2 separate regions of the Homo sapiens genome follow, and region 2 is linked to region 1. The links are chromatin loops, found by intact Hi-C in ENCODE. Cell type or tissue: HCT116. All regions are shown on one strand. Region 1 overlaps ZBTB45 (zinc finger and BTB domain containing 45). Region 2 overlaps ZSCAN22 (zinc finger and SCAN domain containing 22).

Region 1 (2,500 bases):
GAGATAGGGTTTTTTTTTTTTTAATTTTTTTTGAGACCGAGTCTCCCTCTGTTGCCCAGGCTGGAGTGCAGTGGTGTGATCTCGGCTCACTGCAACCTCTGCCTCCTGGGTTCAAGTGATTCTTGTGCCTCAGTCTCCCAAGTAGCTGGGATTACAGGCGTGCACCACCACACCCGGCTATTTTTTGTATTTTTAGTAGAGATGGGGTTTCACCACGTTGGTCTCGAACTCCTGGCCTCAAGCGATCTGCCTGCCTTGGCCTCCCAAAGTGCTGGGATTACAGGTGTGAGCCACCACGCCTGGCTGAGACAGGCATTTTGTTAACATCTGATGAATCTAGGGGTGGACTCAGACTGCCTCCCCTCCCCTAACCCAGAATGAGGAGCTCTCTCTATCACACCAAGGACATTATAGTGGCCAGCGGGCAGGGGTTCTGGGCAACTGGGGCTTCCTGCAGGAAGGTGGCAGATGTGCCCAGGTCCCTCCTTATGAAAGGGCACTGGCCTTGTCAGACTGAGTTTAGGGGACTCTATGGGCATAGGCGAGGGGGGCCAGGACCCAGTGTCTCCCTGTGCCGGGTGGGTAGGGGTTGAGGGGGAGGGTACCTGAGGGTAGAGGGAGATCCCAGTGGGCAGTCCAGATGGCCAACAGATGTTCCAGACAGGCTGGGTTCCTTGCAGACAGGGTGCTTGCTGGATTTAGGGGTGCCCTGTCACAGTGATATCCCAGGATAACAGAAAGGGGGTCCCTGCCAGGAAGGGATGGGAGAGGGGTACCTCACAGTGTATGAGGATCCCTGTTGGGCAGGAAAGTCCCAACGTGAAGGGAGGTCCTGGAGAGGAGGGGGTGTCCCTGCTGGGCAGGAAGATCCCATAGTGAGGGGAGGGTTCTCTGATAGGCAAGGGATCCCGGGGTGGTGGTTCGGGAGGGGAGGGGAGCCCCTGCTAGGTCCAGGAGCCCAGGTGGGGGTGGGGTGGGGTGGGGGCGGGGAGCTGTAGAGTCTGACTTGCGTTCGCGGCCCGCCCTGTCTTCCGCAGGGGAGAAGCCGCACCAGTGCGCCGTGTGCTGGCGATCCTTCTCTCTACGCGACTACCTGCTCAAACACATGGTCACGCACACCGGCGTGCGCGCCTTCCAGTGCGCCGTCTGCGCCAAGCGCTTCACGCAGAAGAGCTCGCTCAACGTGCACATGCGCACTCACCGGCCCGAGCGCGCGCCCTGCCCCGCCTGCGGCAAGGTCTTCTCGCACCGCGCGCTGCTGGAGCGCCACCTGGCGGCGCACCCTGCGCCCTGATGGCGCTGGGGCCTGGCCTCGCCCACGGTGGATCCGGGGCCTCCCGCACAGTCGGCCACGCCCGCTGCGGGACCCGTGGTTCCCGCCACTAGACCACGCTCCCTCCTGAGCGCAGGTCCTCTCTCTCCCTTCACCCTTTCTCCATACCAGGGCCTAAGTCCGCCTTACTCCTCTCCTCCATGTACTTGAACCCTCCAGGTGGTGCCGGGCTGGGGCTGGGGCTGGTTAGACCACTTCTGAGAACTGGACTATTTCCTGCGTAAACCGGGCGCTCAGGCGCTTGGACCCGGCCCAAGATTTGACTCCGGTTCTCACCCCGCCCTCTCCTGGGGTGGTGGTGGGGGCTGGGGGGCCGCTTGCCTGCCCCAGGGTCAGGCTGGGCAAGGTCCCTAGCTCTCTACCCAAGCTGTTACTCCCTCATGGGGCGCCTAAGGAGACTCAAGTGGACCCATCATATATGGGGGCTGGGCCTCGGGACTCTCGCTCTAATAAAGGACTGTAGGCCATGGGGCCTAAACCACGAAGCTGTGAGCACCTGGATCAGTGCGTGCCTTGCCCTCATAGACAAGATGTGAGTGTCAGGGTTCAGCGTCCCTGTTCTTGGGTGGCATCCATGCGGCCCACAGGCTGTCCTGGGCAGGAACAGGATGGTCCACTTTGCCATCTAGGACCTCTATTCTGTAGGGGCTAAGGTGGGCTGCATATATAACCAGCACTTGGTTCTCTTGGATCCCTCAGTCCTGTGGGGAGTAGGATAGGCAGGCCACATCTGAGGTGGGTCTCCGAGAGGGAGGCCACGTGAAAGCCCCATCATACTCCTGGTTGCTGCTGTCCACGACCTTTAAGGCCCCTCCCATAGATCTTCCAGTCAGGCTCTAAGGGTCTTTTGGACTTAAGACTTCCCCTCCCCGACCTTGATGGACATGGCTGAGCACCTTACTTGTGGGGAGCCCAGGGGGATCTTTGGGGCCAGGTTGCACTGAGGGTATATAAGCCCCCATATATCTGCCCTTGGTGCTGGGGGCAAAGTTCAGGGAGGGCTCCGATGGCCGTGTTGGGGGCAGGAAACAGTGAGGGGTGGGATCCTGGGGCTGACTGCTGGGCGGTTGGGGACACCACCCCTACTGGCCAGCCAGTGTCCCAGGCCCCTGCATCCAGCGGAGAGAGCAGCCACTCTTTGCCCCTCTCCTCTTCAGCACAATAGTG
Region 2 (2,500 bases), 190 kb after region 1:
CTCCAGACGGAGTCTTGCTTTGTCGCCCAGGCTGGAGTGCAGTGGCGCAATCTTGGCTCACTGCAAGCTCTGCCTCCTGGGTTCACGCCATTCTCCTGCCTCAGCCTCCCGAGTAGCTGGGACTACAGGCACCCACCACCACACCCAGCTATTTTTTTTTGTACTTTTAGTAGAGACGGGGTTTCACCGTATTAGCCACGATGGTCTCGATCTCCTGACCTCATGTTCCGCCCACCTCAGCCTCCCAAATTGCTGGGATTACAGGCATGAGCCACTGCGCCTGGCCGCATGTAGGCAATGCTTAACTTTTTAAGAAACTGCCAGGCTGTTTTGCAAATTGGCTATACCATTTTGCATTCCCACCAGTTGTGGATGAGGGTTCCAATTTCTCTACATCCTTACCAAGGTATTTTATACTATGGTAGTTCCCCCTTATCTGCAGGGGATGTGTTCCAAGACCCTCCAGTGGATGCCTGAAACCATGGATATTACTGAACCTTATATATTCTATATTTTTTTCTTATTATATACCCTTGATAAAGTTCATAAGTTAGGCATAGTAAGAAATTAACAACAATGACTAATAAAATAGAACAATTATAACAATACACTGTAATAAAAGCTATATTAATGTGGTCTTTCTCTCTCTCTCAAAATATTTTATTGTACTATATTCACCAAAACTGAAGATGAGGGGTGACTACTGTATTACTTTTCTTGACATTCTCTACTTCCCACAGTGAATTTGTTTTCTCTTATAGTCAGGAAGAATACCCTAAATTAAGTGTAACCTCTCCTAGGAGACCTCGACACTTTGCTTTGGCCACATACTACTCCTTACTCAAAGACTTAGCCTCTCCCTCTCCCATCCACGACTCCCACAGTTTTAAGTATTTGGAGTTCTTTTTCCTTTCCTTCAATGTCAGCCAGGACGCTCAGTGTGCCTGGAGTCTCTGCTCAAGGAAGTCACCCTGGACAGAGATGCAGGAGGCCTGAGAAAGAGCAATGGCCTTGGGCACAGGAAGAAGAGAACGTTACTCTAAAACAAGACCCCAATCCTGAAACCTTTTGGTGACCGCTGGTGACCTCTGGTGGCCTCTGGCCAAGCTGCGTTTAAGCCCCTTCGCCGCACTGTAAAGTTCTCCTGGGTCTCTTGTGGCCTTTCTAAGCCCCTTGTCGCCCCTGCTGCTCTCGAGTTCTGAAATCCGTCTCTGACGGATTCCTCTGGGCTCTCTAGGCCTCATCTTAGCTGCCACTTTCCTCAGGTGTCATCCCAGATACCTGGTACTAGTCTAAGTCCTCTTCCCAGAGTGCCCTGGGTAACTCTTTGCTAGTTCTGTACTGTTTCCTCAGAGAGGCTGGGCTGTCCTGGAGCCACAGCACACAGGACTTGCCCTATAGCAGGTTCACAATAAGCAGGCATTAAGCAAATGGAATGACCAGTAAAGGCTGAGCATGGTTACCCAAGAATGTAGGGAATCATGAGGGGAAGGAGGAGCAAGGGTGGCAGGGATGACAATAGATGCTGCAACAGCTTCCAAGTTCTCTTTTGCACCCCTGGAACACCTGTTCTGGAGAAATCCCTCATGACGGTCTCTGAAATACATGTATGTGAAACTTCCTCAGCCTCCTCAGCCAACCTCAACTCCTATCAGGTTGAGGTTCCCCATCCACAGCTGCTTTACCAACCAAGGAGGGTGGTTCTTTTCATTTCTCACACATGGATTATACCAAGCCTGATAATGGTACCTACCTCAGAGGGTTGCTATGAGATTATGTGAGGTGATTTATTATAAGTGTCCAGCACAGGCCTGGTGCACAGTAAACATGCAGTAGATGTATGGATACCATAGCCCCCTGCTACACGTAAGCAAACACTGGGGGACATATCCATAAGCCCAGCTGAATGACCACTAGTCACTCAGTTTCAGCTGCAGACATGGCAAAGCACAAATCCTCTCTCATATGCTTGGTAAACTGTTTGTGGATCACCCAAGTTTTAGTCTCCCTGATAAAAATCTCAGTCAATCAGATATTAACACATATTATCTCAGGTACAGTCTGTCAGCCACAGCCTTCAAAATACCCAGACACAGGAAATATCTCAATGTCACCTATAATCAGTCAAATAAACACAGGCCTGGCCAGGCATGGTGGCTCATGCCTATAATCCCAGCACTTTGGGAGGCCTAGGCAGGTGGATCACCTGAGGTCAGGAGTTCCGGGCCAGCCTAACCAACATGGTGAAAGCCCGTCTCTACCAAAAATACAAAAATTAGCCAAGTGTGGTGGCCGGTGCCTGTAATCCCAGCTACTCGGGAGGCTGACGCAGGATAATCGCTTGAACCCGGGAGATGGAGGTTGCAGTGAGCCGAGATTGCGCCACTGCACTCCAGCCTGGGCAACAGAGCAAGACTCCGTCTCAAAAATAAACACAGGCCCTCGCAGCATTTCCATCACACAGTATTATTCTGATCACAGTCATTCATAATCTTAGTCA

What was found. Hi-C counts contacts between places; a loop is a spot of excess contacts. Peaks named below come from ENCODE experiments on the same cell type or tissue, not always from the same donor. Only the 100,000 strongest peaks of a DNase experiment are listed, where the experiment ranks them.
Region 2: it touches region 1 in a loop (6-fold over the local background); 17 of 110 quality-filtered maps call a loop at or near these places.

The regions. Positions count from the first base shown.
Region 1 is chr19:58,512,848-58,515,347 of GRCh38, reverse strand. ZBTB45 (zinc finger and BTB domain containing 45) reads left to right here. Exons shown (of 3, transcript NM_001316979.2): 3 at 1,038-1,818. The coding sequence ends at 1,294. Among named protein-coding and RNA genes, the nearest start is that of SLC27A5, 2.1 kb to the right of the region's middle. RefSeq lists silencers at 925-974, 1,085-1,284, 1,305-1,354. In HCT116, a CTCF peak has its summit at 1,282 (motif pointing left); a DNase peak (open chromatin) is centred at 1,187; H3K4me3 peaks cover 1,904 bases; H3K27ac peaks cover 2,157 bases.
Region 2 is chr19:58,327,793-58,330,292 of GRCh38, reverse strand. All of the region lies in intron 1 of ZSCAN22 (zinc finger and SCAN domain containing 22), which reads right to left. Among named protein-coding and RNA genes, the nearest start is that of ZSCAN22, 2.0 kb to the right of the region's middle. In HCT116, a CTCF peak has its summit at 1,126 (motif pointing left); no DNase peak of the experiment used is centred here; H3K4me3 peaks cover 1,007 bases; H3K27ac peaks cover 498 bases.